Linked DNA regions of Homo sapiens: region 1 is linked to region 2. Evidence: read pairs that join two places in POLR2A ChIA-PET (ENCODE). Cell type or tissue: Caco-2. All regions are shown on one strand. Each heading gives the region's core, and the rest is flanking DNA. Links, peaks and the distances in the headings are about the cores only. Region 1 has its middle 5.1 kb from the start of MIA. Region 2 overlaps CYP2F1 (cytochrome P450 family 2 subfamily F member 1).

What was found. Peaks named below come from ENCODE experiments on the same cell type or tissue, not always from the same donor. Only the 100,000 strongest peaks of a DNase experiment are listed, where the experiment ranks them.
Region 1: POLR2A ChIA-PET joins it to region 2 with 12 read pairs; 3 of 35 experiments call an interaction of 5 or more read pairs at or near these places.

Annotation. Positions count from the first base shown.
Region 1 is chr19:40,765,913-40,774,832 of GRCh38, reverse strand. No RefSeq gene overlaps it. Among named protein-coding and RNA genes, the nearest start is that of MIA, 5.1 kb to the left of the region's middle. In Caco-2, for the core only: no CTCF peak of the experiment used is centred there; a DNase peak (open chromatin) is centred at 3,452.
Region 2 is chr19:41,123,473-41,132,333 of GRCh38, reverse strand. It overlaps CYP2F1 (cytochrome P450 family 2 subfamily F member 1), which reads right to left. Exons shown (of 10, transcript NM_000774.5): 8 at 7,428-7,615; 9 at 6,700-6,841; 10 at 3,953-4,433. The coding sequence ends at 4,252. Among named protein-coding and RNA genes, the nearest start is that of CYP2F1, 13 kb to the right of the region's middle. In Caco-2, for the core only: a CTCF peak has its summit at 5,465 (motif pointing left); a DNase peak (open chromatin) is centred at 4,333.

The sequences.
Region 1 (8,920 bases), core at 117-8,116, 360 kb after region 2:
TAACCCCTCCCTTTTTTTTCTTTTTTGAGACAGGGTCTCACCCTGTTGCCCAGGTGGAGTGCAATGGTGCCATCCCGGCTCACTGCAGCCTCAACCTCCTAGACTCAGGCAATCCTCCCACCTCAGCCTCCTGAGTAACTGGGACTACAGGCACAAGCCACCTATGCCCAATTAATCCATTTTTTTAAATAATTATTTTGAGGTAGAGTCTTGCTCTGTTGCCCAGGTTGGAGTGCACTGGCATGATCCTGGTTCACTGTAGCCCCTATTTCCTGGGCTCAAGCATTCCTCCCACCTCAGCCTACCGAGTAGCTGGGACCACAGACATGTACCATTATGCCCAGTTAATTTTTTGTATTTTTTGGTAGAGCCGGGGTTTCGTCATGTTGCCCAGCCTCGTCTCAAACTCCTGGGCTCAAGCAATCTGCCCACCATGGCCTTCCAAAGTGCTGGGATTACAGGCATGAGCCACCAAGCCCAGCCTAATTTAATTTTTTGAGACAGGATCTTGCTGTTGCTCAGGCTGAAGTACAGTGATGTGATCATAGCTCACTGCATCCTCAAACTCCTGGGCTCAAGAAATCCTCCCCTCTCAGCCTCTCGAGTAGAATAGTAGGCAAGTCACCATTCTTGGATGATTTCTTTTATTTTTATTTTTCTAGAGCCAATGTCTTACTGTGCTGCCTGGGCTGGTCTTGAACTCTTGTCCCCAAGTATCCTCCCGCCTTGGCCTCCCAAAGCACTGGGATTACAGGCATGAGCCACCAATGCCTGGCCTATAACCCCTTGTTACATGGAAATGGAAGTGTGGAGTTAAGGAACTTGTCTAAGGCTTACAGAGCCAGGAAGTGGAGAAGTGGAGAGGCTAAGACTTGTATCCAGGCCCACAGCCATTGCTATGCTATCTTTTTTTTTTTTTCTTTTTTTTCTTTGAGATGGAGTCTCATATTGCAGTGGTACAATCTCAGCTCACTGCAACCTCCACCTCCCGAGTTCAAGCAATTCTCCTGCCTCAGCCTCCCGAGTAGCTGGGATTACAGGCATGTGCCACCATGCCCGGCTATTTTTGTATTTTTAGTAGAGACAGGGTTTGTCCATGTTGGCCAGGCTGGTCTCGAACTCCCCACCTCAGGTGATCCACCCGCCTCGGCGTTCCAAAGTGCTGGGATTATAGGAGTGAGTCACCGCGTCTGGCCTGAAAGATTTTTTTTTTTTTACAGGCAGGGTCTCACTCTGTCACCCAGACTAGAGTGCAGTGCCACAATCACAGCTCACTCAGCCTTGAACAACTGGGCTCAAGCTATTCTCCCACCGCAGCCTCCTAAGTAGCTGTGACTATAAGTGTGAGCCACTGCACCTGGCTTTGAAATGCAATTTCTTTTTTTTTTTTTTTTTTTTTGAGACATTGTTTCGCTCTTGTCACCCAAGCTGGAGTGCAATGGCACGATCTTAGCTCACTGTGACCTCCCCCTCCCGGGTTCAAGTGATTCTCCTGCCTCAGCCTCCCAAGTAGCGGGGATTACAGGCATCTGCCACCATGCCCAGCTAATTTTGTATTTTTAGTAGAGATGGGGTTTCACCATGTTGGTCAGGCTGGTGTCAAACTCCTGACCTCAAGTGACCCACCCACCTTGGCCTCCAAAAGTGTGGGGATTACAGGTGTGAGCCACCGCACCCGGCCCCACTTTAAAACACTCTTTAAAAAATTATTTCTTCATTCAGGCCAGACATGGTGGCTCACTCTTGTAATCCCAGCACTTTGGGAGGCTGAGGCAGGCGGATCACTTGAGGTCAGGAGTTTTGAGACCAGCCTGGCCAACGTGGTGAAAATACAAAAATTAGACAGGCATGGTGGCACACACCTGTAGTCCCAGCTACTTGGGAGGCCGAACCAGAATCACTTGAAACTGGGAGGTGGAGGCTGCAGTGAGCCAAGATCACGCCACTGCACTCCAGCCTGAACGAGAGAGTGAGACCCTGTCTCAAAAAAAAAAAAAAAAAAATCCGCCGGATGCAGTGGCTCACACCTGTAATCCCAGCACTTTGGGAGGCTGAGGTGGGTGGATCACCTGAGGTCAGGAGTTCAAGACCAGCCTGGCCAATATGGTGAAACCCTGTCACTACTGAAAAATACAAAAATGAGCCAGGCATGGTGGCGCATGCCTGTAGTCCCAGCTACTCAGGAGGCTGAGGCAGAAGAATTGCTTGAACCTGGGAGGTGGAGGTTGCAATGAGCCAAGATCATGCCACTGCACTCCAGCCTGGGTGACAGAGTGAGACTCTGTCTCAAAAAAAAAAAAAATCATTTCTTCATTCATTGAAGATTTCATGAGTACATAAAGTATCCTAGGACTTAATCCAGACCCTGGAGATTCATCAAGGAATGAAAATTAAAGGGGAGATAATCAATGAACAAAGTTCAGATATATGATAGTGTGTGAAGTATTAAGGATACTCAGAAAGAACACTCAAGAATCAGCTGTGGGAACCGTGCCCCCTGCCCCATATTACTGATGAAGCCACAAAGAAATAGAAGTGACTTCAATTCCCAAAGCACAGTGCATGTATCTCCTGCTGCATAATTAGCCTAAGACCAACATTGCCCCAGTGCAGTGGCTCATGCCTGTAATCCCAACACTTTGGGAGGCTGAGACAGGAGGATTGCTAGAGCCTAAGAATTTGAGACCAGCCTAAGTAACACAGGGAGACCCTTGTACCTACAAAAAGAAGAAAAAAAGAGAAAAACTAGCTGTGCATGGTGGTACAAACCTGTAGTCCCAGCCACTCAGGAGGTTGAGGTGGGAGGACCACTTGAACCCAGGATGTAGAGGCCGCAGTGAGCCATGATCGTGCCACTGCACTCTAGAGCAAGAACCTGTTTAGAAAAAAAAAGACCAAAATTATCACCTTTTCTGTGGGTCGAATGTCTCAGGCTTAAGGTCTGCTATAAGGCTGCAATCAGCCTGTCAGCCAGGGGTGCAGTTTCATCTGAAGGCTGAATGGTGGGAGGACTGCTTCCAAACTCATTCAGGCAGCTGTTGGGGAGATGCAGTTGCTTGTGGGAACTGGACTGAGGGCCTCTGTCCTCAGTTTTCTTGACACGTGGACCTCTACAGACAGCTTGAGAGGTGAAGATGGCTGGGCCTCTGGGCCGGTGAGGACTTGGAGAACTTTTCTGTCTACCTAAAGGATTGTAAATGCACCAATCAGCACTCTGTGTCTAGCTAAAGGTTTGTAAACACACCAATCAGTGCTCTGTGTCTAGCTAATCAGGTAGGGGACTTGGAGAACTTTTCTGTCTAGCTAAAGGATTGTAAATGCACCAATCAGCGCTCTGTGTCTAGCTAAAGGATTGTAAGCACGCCAATCAGCGCTCTGTGTCTAGGTAAAGATTTGTAAACGCACCAATCAGCTCTCTGTAAAAACGGACCAATCAGACTCTGTAAAACAGACCAATCAGCACTCTGTAAAATGGACCAATCAGCTATCTGTAAAATGGATCAATCAGCAGGATGTGGGTGGGACCAAATAAGGAAATAAAAGCAGGCCACCCTAGCCAGCAGCTGCAACTGGCTCAGGGCGCCTTCCATGCTGTGGAAGCCTTGTTCTTTTGCTCTTTGCAATAAATTTTGCTGTTGCACATTCTATAGGTCCACATTATCTTTATGAGCTGTAACACTCACCGCGAAGGTCTGTGGCTTCACTCCTGAACTCAGCATAGACTACAAACCCACCAGAAGGAAGAAATTCCAGATACATCTGAACATCTGAAGGAACAAACTCCAGGCACACCATCTTTAAGAACTGTGACACTCACTGCGAGGGTGCATGGCTTCATTCTTGAAGTCAGCGACGCCAAGAACCCACCAGAAGGAACCAATTCCAGACACAAGCTCACAACGTGGCAGCTGGATTTCCCAACAGCAAGACAGAGGCCAGTCTTTGTACCCACCCTTTGTACTCTTCCTCCATATTGCAGCCACAGGAGCAGGGCCACTGAGAAGCACAATTTTTTTTTTTAATTTTTTAAAATTTTGAGACAGAATCTCACTCTGTCGCCCAGGCTGGAGTGCAGTGGCATGATCTCGGCTTACTGCAACCTCCGCCTCCCGGGTTCAAGCAATTCTGCTTCAGCCTCCAAGTAGCTGAGACTACAGGCACGTGCCACCATGCCTGGCTAATTTTTGTATATTTAGTAGCGACGGGTTTCACCATATTCACCACGCTGGTGTCGATCTCCTGACCTCAAGTGATCTGCCCACCTCAGCCTCCCAAAGTGCTGGGATTACAGAGGTGAGCCACCGTGCCCGGCCTCTTTTTTTTCATCTCTCACCTCCAAAGTGTGCTTCGGAGATCCACAGGCTAAGCGTCCTTCTCCAGAGGGTCCACGTTGCTCCCAGGGACCCTCACCTCTAGACTGGCAAGTCCAAGCTTTTTTTAGAAGAGGATGGACACACACAGGCTTGGGGCCAGGGAAGAGTTTGTCAGGGATGAAGACTAGGTCTGTGCCATGTCTACAAACCCAACACCAAGCACCATGAGCTCAGCTCAAATGCACCTTCTCAGAAGGGTTTTCTGGACCACTCATTACTGTTCCCAACCCCATCACCCGCTTCACATCAGGATTTTTTTTTTTTTTTTGGAGTCTTGCTCTGTCACCCAGGCTGGAGTGTGCAGTGCCACTGCACCTCCATCTCACTGCAACCTCCACCTCCAGGTTCAAGTGATTCTCCTGCCTCAGCCTCCCAAGTAGCTAGGATTACAAGCATGCACCACCACGTCTAACTAATTTTGTTGTTGTTGTTGTTGTTTTGTTTGTTTGTTTTTTTGATACAGAGTCTTGCTCTGTCGCCCAGGCTGGATTTTGGAGTGCAGTGGCGCGATCTCGGCTCACAGCAAGCTCCACCTCCCGAATGGCTCACGCCATTCTCCTGCCTCAGCCTCCCAAGTAGCTGGGGCTACAGGCGCCCGCCACCACACCCGGCTAATTTTTTTGTATTTTTAGTAGAGACGGGGTTTCACCGGGTTAGTCAGGATGGTCTCGATCTCCTGACCTCGTGATCCGCCCGCCTCGGCTTCCCAAAGTGCTGGGATTACAGGCATGAGCCACTGCGCCCGGCTGTTGTTGTATTTTTAGTAGAGAGAGTGTTTCAGCATGTTGGCCAGGATGGTCTCGTACTCTTGATCTGAAGTGTTCCACCCACCTCAGCTTCCCAAAGCGCTGGGATTACAGGTGTGAGCCCCTGTGCCTGGCCCAGCCTAGGTTGTTTTTTGTTTGGAGATGGGGTCTCACTCTGTCACCCAGGCTGGAGTGCAGTGGCACCATCATAGCTCCCTGCAGCCTTGAACTGGGCTCCAGTGAACCCCCTGGGTCAGGCTCCCAACTAGCATGCCACCACTCATGGCTAATTTTTAATTTTTTTTTTTTTTTTGTAGAGATGAGGTCTCACTTTGTTGCCCAGGTTGGTCTCCTTGCCTCAAGCGACCCTCCCACCTCGGCCTCTCAGTATGCTGGCCCCACCACATCAGTTTTGTTTTCATCACAACACAATACTGGAAATTCTCTATTTTATTAATCACTGCATACCTTGTCCCTACAAAAGTATGCAGCACACAATAGGTACCCAGCAAATATTTGCTGAACTTATTGAGTGCTTGCTAAGTGACTGAAAGGGAGAGAGTGTGTGCTAGGGGATGGGTAATGAGTACAAACATCATCATGGTATTAATATAGAGGGACTACTCTTTACACAGGAAGTAAACAAAACTCAGACTGGGGACATCAACTGCCCATGGGCTAACAGCTATGAAGTCCCCAGAAAGCAGAAACCAGGACCAGCTGACCACGGAACGCACATACTTAATAGCCAGTAGGCCTGTGGTTGCCAGTATGGTGGGCGAGATGTTTCCCCTTGCCTGTCAGCAATAAACGTCATTTACTGCAGAGGGCAATTCCTGTCGTTCCCATCTTTCCCATCACAAGTGGAGGAGGTCTGCATGGGGTGCCCTGTATCTTCACTGCTTTTAATATTGACATTCCTCGTGAACAGGGAGAGCAGGGCATGAGCAGGATTGGGCCTAGAGCCTTGGCAGGAAAATAAGAATTTAGTATGTTTAGCCAGGCACAGTGGCTCACGCCTGTAATTCCAGCACTTTGGGAGGCCGAGGTGGGTGAATCATTTGAGGTCAGGAGTTTGAGACCAGCCTGGTCAACTTGGTGAAACCCCGTCTCTAATAAAAATGCAAAAATTAACCGGGCATGGTGGCGGGTGCCTGTAGTCCCAGCTACTCAGGAGGCTGAGACAGGAGAATTGCTTGAACCCAGGAGGCGGAGGTTGCAGTGAGCCAAGATCATGCCATTGCACTCCAGCCTGGGTGACAGAGTGAGGCTCTGTCTCAAAAAAGAAAAAAAAAAAGCCCGGGCGCGGTGGCTCACACCTGTAATCCCAGCACTTTTGGAGGCCAAGGCAGGCAGATCACCAGGTCAGGAGTTGGAGACCAGCCTGGCCAATATGGTGAAACCCTGTCTCTACTAAAAATACAAAAATTAGCCAGGTGTGGTGGCATGCACTTGTAATCCCAGCTACTCAGGAGGCTGAGGCAGGAGAATCGGGACGCAGAGATTGCAGTGAGCAGAAATCGCGCCACTACACTCCAGCCTGGGTGACGAGCAAAACCCCGCCTTAAAAAAAAAAAAAAATTAGCCAGGCATGGTGACGGGTGCCTGGAGTCCCAGCTACTCAGGAGGCTGAGGCAGGAGAATCGCATGAACCTGGGAGGCGGAGGTTGCAGTGAGCTCAGATCATGCCACTGCACTCCAGCCTGGGCAACAGAGCAAGACTCCATCTCAAAAAACAAGGAAAAATTTAGTATGTTTTACTGTATTCATGTATGTATGTATTTATTTTGAGACAGAGTCTCACTGTCACCAGGCTGGTTGATTGCAGTGGTGCAGTCTCGGCTCACTGCAACCTCCGCCTCCCATGTTCAAGCGATTCTCGTGCCTCAGCCTCCCAAGTAGCTGGGGTTACAGGCACGCGCCTCCACGCCCAACTAATTTTTGTATTTTTAGTAGAGACAGGGTTTCACCATGTTGGCCAGGATGGTCTCGATCTCCTGACCTCGTCATCTGCCCACCTTGGCTCCCAGAGTGGTGGGATTACAGGCGTGAGCCACCGCACCTGGCCTACTGTATTTAGTGGTAGATCTACTTTTTGCCAAAAGATTGCCTTTTTCCATGTACCTGGTGTGAGAAAGGGTCTTAAGTAATATGCGCATGCGCATATATATATATATACACACACACACACACACACACACTTTTTTTTTTTTTTTTTTTGAGATGGAGTCTCACTCTTTTTGTCATCCAGGCTGGAGTGCAGTGGTGCAATCTCGGCTCACTGCAACCTCTGCCTCCCAAGTTCAAGCAATTCTTATGCCTCAGCCTCCCAAGTAGCTGGGACAAGTGTGTACCACCATGCCCAGCTAATTTTTTTTTTTTGAGACAGATTCTTGCTGTTGCCCAGGCCAGAGTGCAATGGCGTGATCTTGGCTCACTGCAATCTCCACCTCCCGGGTTCAAGCGATTCTCCCTCCTCAGCCTCACGAGTAGCTGGGATTGGCACCCGCCACCCGTGCCTGGTTGATTTTTGTATTTTTGTAGAAACGGGGTTTCACCATGTTGGCCAGGCTGGTCTTAAACTCCTGACCTCAGGTGAGCCACCCACCTCGGCCTCCCAAAGTGCTGGGATTACAGGAATGAACCACCACGCCTGGCCAATTTATTGTATTTTTAATAGAGATGGGGTTTCACCATGTTGCCCAGGCTGGTCTTGAACTCCTGAGCTGAGACAACCTGTCCACCTCGGCCTCCCAAAGTGCTAGGATTATAAGCGTGAGTCACAGCACCGGGCCATGTGCATATTATTTTTGGTCAATTTAAAATTCCCCAGGACAGGGATGTGACAAACTCCTAAGGATGGTCCCCCCAACCAATCTCCCTTCCCTTTTTTTTTTGAGACGGAGTCTCACTGTCACCCAGGCTGGAGTGCAATGGCACGATCTTGACTCACTGCAACCTCCGCCTCCTGGGTTCAAATGATTCTTCTGCCTCAGCCTCCTAAGTAGCTGAGATTACCGGAGCACACCACCACGCCTGGCTAATTTTGTATTTTTAGTAGAGATGGGGTTTCTCCATGTTGGCCAGGCTTGTCTTGAACTCCTGGCCGCTGGTGATGCGCCCGCCTCGGCCTCCGAAAGTGCTGGGATTACAGGTGTGAGACACCACGCCTGACTCAACCTTTTTTTTTTTTTTTTTTTTTTTTGAGTCTCGCTCTGTGGCCCAGGCTGGAGTGGAGTGGCTCAATCTTGGCTCACTGCAGCCTCCCCGTCCTGGGATCAAGCAGTTCTCCTGTCTCAGCCTCCTGAGTAGTTGGGATTACAGGCACGCACCCCTATGCCCAGCTAATTTTTTTTGTATTTTTAATAGAGACGGGGTTTCACCATGTTGGTCAGGCTGGTTTGGAATTCCTGACCTCGTCATCTGCCCACCTCGGCCTCCCAAGGTGCTGGGATTATAGGCGTGAGCCACCCTGCCCAATCTCCCTTTCTAATCCAGAGCTGCAGCTGGGTTTGTGGCTGTACAGCCAGAAGTCACATATCCTAGACTTCCCTGCAGCTAGACACTGCAGGGGAATTGGGGTCAGGCACCTGCCTGAAGCTCCTGGCTGGCCACTGGCCAGGAAAGTAGATCACCTGTGTGTGAGGCGGCCACACCCCTCATACCAGCATCAAGTCAGTAGCTTCCCAGGAGTGACCAAATGAGTCCAGGCACTGCCGGAAGCCAGAGTGGCATCCCGCTGAACTCTAGCTAGGAGCTCATTCGGGGGCTGCAAACTCGAACTCAAGAGTCTCAAACCCA
Region 2 (8,861 bases), core at 862-8,861:
ACAGCAGTAGGCACTTAGTAAATGTTTGTTGAATGAATGCCCAATTTTTCTTCCTCCCTACCTCTCTTTGTTTTTTTATAGAGATGGGGTCTTGTTAAGTTGGCCAGGTTGGTCTTCAACTCTTGGTCTCAAGCAATCCTCCTGCCTCAGCCTCCTAAAGTGCTAGGATCACAGTCGTGAGCCACCGTGCCCAGCCTCTTTCTTCCCTCCCCTCCCCTCTTTTCCCTTTCTTCTTCTCTCTTCTCTTCCCTTCCCTTCCATCTGTCTTGTTCTGTTGCCCAGGCTGGAGTGCAGTGGCACCATCACAGCTCACTGCAGCCATGACTGCCTGGGCTCAAGTGATCCTCCCACCTGAGCCTCCCAAGTAGCTGGGACTAGAGGTGCGTGCCACCATGCCTAGCTAATTTTTAAAATATTTATAGAGACCAGGTCTCGTTATGTTGCCCAGGCTGGTCTCAAACTCCTGGGCTCAAGTGATCCTCCCGCCTTGGTGTTTCTATCTCTTTGTAATTAGACTGGATTTCTCTGTTTCTCTCTTTCTTTTCCTCCCTTTTTCTTTTTCTCTCAGGTCTCTCTATCTCTCTTCATTTCTGTTCTCTTTATTTATCTTTGTCTTTCCTCTCTCTGGACATCGCTGTCTTTCCCTTTTCTCAGTGGCTGTCTTTCTCCTCCCGGTCTCTGTTTTCCAGGATTTCTCTGCCATCCCTGCGTTATCTGTCTCTTCCTTTTCCTCTCCATCTCTTTTCAGTGTCTCCAGGTGTTTTTCTGCATCATCTCTCTCTGCCTGTCTTTCTCAGGACCTCTGAGTCTCTCTGTGTCTCCCTCTCTCCCCCAACCTCTGTGTCCCTGGCTGGGCCCTGGGGCCGACTCTGGTCAGCCTGTGATGGGAACAGTGAGGGGATTAAAGAGCTGACACCTTAATCCCCATGTGGGGACTGCCTATAAGCCTCACTCCAGTAAGCCCCATGCTCAGCAGAGCATGTCCCAGTTTCTGCATCGCCTTGGGGAGACCCCGTTTAGGGTAGAGCCTCTCAGGCCACCTCCACTGATGGCTGAGGGGCCAGTTCCACTCTGCTTGAATCTGGCTTGATGTGCTTTGGGACGCCTGCCCCGCAAAAACAGCCACTGTCAGCAGGATGTTAGGGTATTAGGTCGGGTCCCAGGTTGGGAGGGTACATGCCTGGGGTTGCTATCGTCACTCCAAACGGGAGAATTTCAGAGAATTTCAGTGAGAGGGTGGGAGGGCCTAGTGCAGTGGTTCATGCCTGTAATCCCAGCACTTTGGGAGGCTGAGGTGGGCAGATCACTTGAGGCCAGTAGTTCGAGACGAGCCTGGCCAACATGGTGAAACCCCATCTCTACTAAAAATACAAAAATTAGCTGGGCATAGTGGTACGTGCCTGTAATCCCAGCTACTCGAGAGGCTGAGGCATGAGAATCACTTGAGCCCTGGAGGTGGAGGTTGCAGTGAGCTGAGATCATGCCACTGCACTCCAGCCTGGGCAACAGAGCAAGATTCTGTCCAAAAAAAAAAAAAAGAAAAGAAAAAAGAAAAAAAAGAAAAGAGGGGCTGGGGATTGAGGGAGGGAGCCTCAGTCCTCGGAACTCCCACTGTCATTGCTCATCTGTCTTTCTCTGGTCATTTCTCTGTTTCTTTCCATTCTCTCTCTCGATTCCCCCTGCCTCCCATATCTTAGTGTCTGTGTTTCTCTGCTCTTCTCTGTATTTAAGGGTGTCTGCCTCTTTCTTTCTGGGTCTCTGACTTGTGAATTAAAAGGTAGTAGTTAGAAGTGCAGTGTCTGAGTAGGGCATGGTGGTGTGCACGGGTTGTCCAGAACTTTGGGAGGCTGAGGCTAGAGGATCACTTGAGGCCAGGAGTTCGAGACGAGCCTGGGCAACATAGTGAGACTGCCTCTACAAAAATTAAAAATAAAAAAATTAGCAGCTGGGTGCAGTGGCTTACGCCCATAATCCCAGCACTTTGGGAAGCTGAGGCGGGTGGATCTCCTGAGCCCAAGAGTTCGAGACCAGCCTGGCCAACATGGTGAAACCCTGTCTCTACTAAAAATACAAAAAAAAAAAAAAAAAAAAAAGGTAGCTGGGTGTGGTGGCGGGCACCTGTAATCCCAGCTGCTCAGGAGGCTGAGGCACAAAAATTGCCTGAACCTAGGAGGTGGAGGTTGCAGTGAGCTGAGATTGAGCCACTGCACTCCAGCCTGGGTGACAGAGCAAGACTCTGTCTCAAAAAATAACTCAAAAAATAAAAATAAAAACAAATTAACCAGGTGTGGTTGTGGTGCAGCCTGTAGTCCCAACTACTCAGAAAGCTAAAGTGGAAGGATCTCTTCAGCCTGGGAGGTTGAAATTGCAGTGAGCTGTGATTATGCCATTGCATCCCAGCCTGAGAGACAGAGTGACAGCTTCTCTTGGAAGAAAAAAAAAAAAAAAAAAGAAAGAAGAAGAAAAAAGAAAAGAAGTGCAGTGTCTGTAGCCTCAGAGTCTGAATTTAGATCCCAGCTCTGCCTGTTTCTGTGTGACCTTGGGCAACTCACTTCACCTCTCTGAGCCTCAGTTTGCTCATCTGTAAAAACATGATAATAATACTGCTTTGTGGCCAGGTGTGGTGGCTCATGCCTGTAATCCCAGTGCTTTTTGGGTGGGAGGATCGCCTTAGTTCGGGAGTTCAAGACCAGCCTAGGCAACACTGCAAGACTCTGTCTCTACTAAAGATTAAAAAAAAAAAAAAAATTAGCCAGGCACGGTGATTGTAGTCCCAGCTATTTGGTGGTCTGAAACAGAAGCAGGAGGATCAGCTGAACCCAGAAGTTCAAGGTTGCAGTGAGCCTTGAATTGTGCCATTGCACTCCAGCCTAGGCAACAGAGGGAGACCCTGCCTATAAAAGAAACAAACAGGCCAGGCACAGTGGCTCACACCTGTAATCCCAGCACTTTGGGATGCCGAGGTGGGCGGATCACGAGGTCAGGAGATTGAGACCATCCTATCTAACACAGTAAAACCCTGTCTCTACTAAAAATACAAAAAATTAATCGGGAGTGGTGGCACATGCCCGTAGTTCCAGCTACTCAGGAGGCTGAGGCAGGAGAATCACTTGAACCAGGGAGGCAGAGGTTTCAGTGAGCCAAGATCGCGCCACCGCACTCCAGCCTGGGCAACAGAGCGAGTCTCTGTCTCGAAAAAAGAAAGAAAGAAAGAAAGAAAAAAAACCTCCCAAATCAAACCAAAGCAAAAAACATGGCTTTGCCTCATAGGGAGACTTAATGAGGCATTCAGAACAGCGTGCAAATAGGGAGTGTCATTTAGTGTCAGTGCTTGTTCCTTAGCCTCACTTTGCCCTGCTTCCATCTCTCTGCAGTGCCCTTCATCTCTTGCATATTCTCTCTGATATCTCGCTGCTGTCTCCTTCTTCCTTCTCCTCCTCTTCTTCTTCTTCTTCCTCTCCTCTCCCTCCTCCCCCTCCTCCCTCTCCCTCTCCCTCTCCTTCTTCTTTTTTCTTTCTTCTTCTGACAGGGTCTCACTCCCGTCTCCCAGGCGGGAATGCAGTGGCGCAATGATACCCCATTGCAGCCTCGACCTCCCAGGATCAAGCAATCCTCCTGCCCCACTTTTTGACTTTTTGTAGAGTCAGGCCTCACTCTGTTGCCAGGCCGGTCTCAAACTCCTGGGTTCAAGCGATCCTCCCGCCTCAGCCTCCCAAAGTGCTGGGATTACAGGTGTGAGCCACCTCACCTGGTCCTGCTGCCTTTTTCTCTGTCTTGGTTTCTCTGCCTCTCTGGCTTCAGGTCCTCGCAGCCTTTACCTTCAAGCCTGTCTCCAGGATACAATTTGTCCCACCCTAGCCACCCTAAAGGTGAGGGCAAAACTAGCCAGTGTCTCCATCTCTGCAGCCAGCTCCCTTCTCCCCATCCTAAATGACTCTCATTCTCACTTTAATTCAGCCAAGACTGGTTTGAATCTATTACAATGTACTAAGAAATGATACAAAAAGCCTAGAAAAGGGCGTGCCATAGAACAAGCTCTGTGGGTACAAAAAGACATGCCACATCTGCCTCTGCCCTGCAGACGGGGCACAGATTGGAGGGATGGGGGAAGGGCACGCGGCAGGCACAGCATGCAGGGAAGACAGCGTGACTGCCAGAGGGATGAGGGCAGACTGTGGACCAAGAAGGGGACGTAGCAACCCGCATGGGCGGGCCTCATCGCTCACAGGCGAATCTGGAAGGGCCGGGGCGTTAGCGCGGGCGCAGGCACAGCTGGAAAGGCCGCGGCAAATTGCCAAGACCTGAGCTGAGTGGGGTCAGGTCGATGTCCTCGGGCGCACCCAGCGGCTGCAGCGAAAAGCTCTGCAGGATGGCGGTGAGGTACAGAAAGAGCTCCATGCGCGCCAGCGACTCTCCCAGGCACAGACGGCGCCCTGCAGGGGTGGCAGGATGGGGAGCGGCGGTGAGATAAGATGAGGTTAGAGGCTGCAACCCCACATTCCCAGAGGAAAACATAAGAGGAAAGGAAGACAGCAGCTGGGGACGTCACAGATTCACCCATGTAAAGAACTGGGAAAGATGCTTTAAACTGTGGAGTGGAATGACCTGGGCTGCTTGGGTTCGAATCCTGGCCCTGTCACTACTAGTTTTGTGATCCTGGACAAACCACACGTTCTGGATATTTAAAATGGGGATATGAAGGCTGGGCGTGCTGGCTTAGGCCTGTAATCCCAGCATTTTCGGAGGCCGAGGGAAGAGGATCCCTTGAGCCCAGGAGTTTGAGAGCAGCCTGGGCAACACAGCAAGATCCCATCTCTACAAAAAAAATTTTAAAAATGTGCAAGGTGGCACATGCCTGCAGTCCCAGCTGCTTGGGAGGCTGAGGCGAGGGGATCACTTGAGCCCAGGAGATCAAGGCTGCAGTGAGCCATGATCGTGCCACTGCCCTCTAGCCTGGGTGACAGCAAGACCCTGTCTCAGAAAGAAAAATAAAAGGAGGGATAGTAATAGTGCCTCATGAGGCTGCTGTGAATGGTAAACACAGGGAAAGCAGTGAGGCTGTAAGTAGCTTACCATGGGCCATGCATTACTCTGAGCATTACATCGCAATTAATTCTAACAACTCCAAGAGGCAGGCCTTAGTATTATCTCCATTTTATAGATGTGGACATTGAGGCACAGAGAAGTGGAGTAACATACCCAAGGCAACACAGCTAGGGGGTGACAGATGGGATGCAAACCCTGCTGGAATCTGGGCCACACATTCCCAGAGGAAAACATAAGCTCTTAGCTGGGCTCTTGTAGAGGCAGCACTTGACGCACAGTAGGCAATATGGTAAGTTACCTATTATTATGCCAGTTTTTTGTTTTTTCTTTTCCTGCCACTGAGTAAAGAGGGAGTTTTTCAGCAGGGTAAAGAGGAAAGCCAAAAAACAAACAAACAAAACAAAAACCCCTAGAACCACCTCAACTGCGCCACCCAGTGGAGAGGTAAACAATGACCACTCCCAAGTTCAATTTTTTTTTCTTTTAAAATTTTTATATATTTTTTATTTTTGGCTAGTCAGTATTTTTTATTTTAGAGAAAGGATCTCGCTCTGTTGCCCAGACTGGAGTGCAGTGGCATGATCATACTCACTGTAACCTCAAACTCCTGAGCTCAAGTGATCATCCCACCTCAGCCTCCCAAGTAGCTGGGACCACAGATGCACACCACACCACATCTAGGTAATTTTAACATTTTCAGTAGAGAAAGGGTCTTGCCATGTTGTCCAGGCTGGTCTTGAACTCCTGGCCTCAAGCGATCCTCCCGCCTCAGCCTCCCAAAGTGATGGGATTACAGGTGTGAGCCAATGTGCCTGGCCCAAGTTAAATAATAATTATTATAATTATTATTTATTCATTTTTTGAGATGGAGTTTTGTTCTTGTTGCCCAGGCTGGAGTGCAATGACATGATCTTGGCTCACTGCAACCTCCGCCTCCCGGGTTCAAGTGATTCTCCTGCCTCAGCCTCCAGAGTAGCTGGGATTACAAACATGTGCCACCATTCCTGGCTAATTTTGTATTTTTAGTAGAGACAGGGTTTCACCATGTTGGTCAGGCTAATCTTGAACTCCTGACTTCAGGTAATCTGCCCGCCTAGATCTCCCAAAGTGCTGGGATTACAGGTGTGAGCAACTGCCCCTGGCTGTTAAATTATTATCATTATTTTTTTTGAGACAGAGTCTCTCTCTGTACAATGGTGCAATCTCGGCTCACTGCAACCTCCGCCTCCTGGGTTCAAGTGATTTTCCTGTCTCAGCCTCCAGAGTAGCGGGGACTACATGCGCCCACCACCACACCCAGCTAATTTTTGTATTTTAAGTAGAGACAGGGTTTCACCATATTGGTCAGGCTGGTCTCGAACTCCTGACCTCAGGCGATCCACCCACCTCAGCCTCCCAAAGTGCTGGGATTACAGGTGTGAGTCACCATGCCCAGTCCCAAGTTAAATTATTAATCAACCTCCCCACCTTGCTTCACGAGGATTTTAGTCACTACTTGCCTATAGGAGCAGAGTTGAGAGGAGGAATGAATGTCTCTGTGCATCCAAAGCTGAGAATGGGTGGAAGGAAGGAGTGAGAGGATTTGGCAAGTGGAATTAGGGTGAGGAATGTAGGTAGAAATTGGGCCAGAAAGACTCTGATTCCTGCCCTCACCAGCTGAGAAGGGCATGAAGGCTGGACTCTTCTTGAAGGACTGATTGGCATCCAAAAAATGCTCGGGGTTGAACTCCTGGGGCGTCAGGAACTGGCTGGGGTCGTAGTGGACGGTGTTAAGGAGGGTGATGACATCGGTGCCCTGTGTGGGTGAGGAGGTGGACTTAGCAGTGTAGGAGGGCTGGGAGGCTCCCAAACTCCTTTCCATTGTATTGGGCTGGGTGTCCTGGGGACTTGATAAGGGGTGGGTATAGGTGGGTATAGGACTCAATCGGGGGCCAAGGAAATATGTGTGGGTGTCTAGGGTTCCAAGTGATGGGTGCTATATGCTGTATTATTGGGGACTTTGGCAGGGATGTGGGAAACCCCCAACCTTTGTGGGAACAGATGTGGGGTTTCTGGGGAAAAGGAGGGGTCCCTGAGAATAGCGTTTAGGCCCAGGGGATCCTCCAGATGAAGTTCCAGACCCCAGGGCTTCCAGGGAGGGGTTCTAGGAAGGGGATTTGTCATGGTGAAGGGGTCTAGTCCACTATGATATGAGATGGGGTCCTGGCAAAGGCCTGAGCTTCTGGATTTAAGGGTCTGAGATGTCTGTAGCTAGGGCTTGGGATGCCAGTTGCTAAGGCCTGGGGTGTTCATGGCTAGTGCCTGGGATACTCCTTGCCAGTGCAAGAGCCTGCGATGCCTCCTCTTAGGTTGCCTGATGTCGTTTGCCAGGCCTAGCGCACCTTGGGTATCAGGAAGCCGCGAAAGGCCGTGTCCCTAGTGACGCGGTGCGGCAAGTTCATGGGGATGATGTCTGCAAAGCGCTGCACCTCGTGGATCACCGCGTCTGTGTAAGGCATGGCCGCGCGGTCCTTCAGCGCCGGCAGCCGCGCGCGTCCCACCACGAGGTCGATCTCCTCCTGCACGCGGGCTGGAGAGGAAGCGGGAAGCGGGGTCGAGGGTATCAGCGGGCGCGACAGGGCAACCAGGCTGATAAGAGGTGTGTGCGTGTGTGGGGAGGCGTCTAGTCAAAGTCTCCCAGCGCGGGGCGCCACTGCTGGGGCGCACGTGAGAATTAGCTAGAGCTGGCCGGGCGCGGTGGCTCACGCCTGTAATCCCAGCACTTGGGAGGCCCAGGCGGACGGATCGCTTGAGCCCAGGAGTTTGAGACCATCTGGGCAACATGGTGAAACCCAATCTCCACAACAAAATAGAAAAATTAGCTGGGCTTGGTGGCGCACACCTGTGGTCCCAGCTGCTTGGGAGGCTGAGGCAGGAGAATCACTTGAACCCAGGAGGAGGAGGTTGCAGTGAGCTGGGATCAGGCCACTGCACTTCAGCCTGGGTGACAGAGCAAGATTCCGTCTCAAAAAAAAAAAAAAAAAAAAAAAAAAGGGGGGGGGGAAGAGGAAAAAAAAAAAAGAATTAGCCAGGGTCTGGGAGGAAGTGGGTCAGTGAGGGCGAAAGCTTGGCTTGTGCAAGGGCCTGAGTGTTGGGTTGTGTGGGCAGGGCTTCAGGGAGGCCTGGAATCCAGGACCTGATGGGATTTCAGGAGCAGTTTTGGGGCTCTACTGGCTGGACGGTAGGTCGAGTGGGTGGACTGTGTGGGAGGGCTGGAGATCAGGGGCAGAGCAGGGGATACACCCAGAGATGGAGCTTGGGGAGGTGGAGCAGCAGACAGAGCTGTGTGTGTGGGCCAGGCTGCATGGGAGAGGTAGGGTTCCCTGGCAGGCACATGGCTGGGGCTCCAGGGCAGGGCTCTGAAGCCGGAGGTGGACGCATGTGGTGGTTGACGCACTCGGCACAAAGCAAGACTAAGCGGGTGGAGGCAGGAGCGGTGGCTCACACCTGTAACCCCAGCACTTTGGGAGGCCAAGGTGAGAGGATTGCTTGAGCCCAGGAGTTGGGGACCAGCCAGGGCAACACAGCGAGACCCTGTCTCTACAAAAAATAAAAAATTAGCTGAGTGTATTGAGTGTGGTGGTGCACGCCTGTACTCCCAGCTATTGATAAGGCGGAGGTGGGGAGATTGCTTGAGCCCAAGGGGCTGCAGTGAGCTGTAATTACGGCACTGTACTCCAGCCTGGGCGACAGAGTGAGTCTGTCTCAAAAACAAACAAAAAACTAAGCAGAGCTGGGTGTAGTGGCTCACGCCTGTAATCCCAGCACTTTGGGAG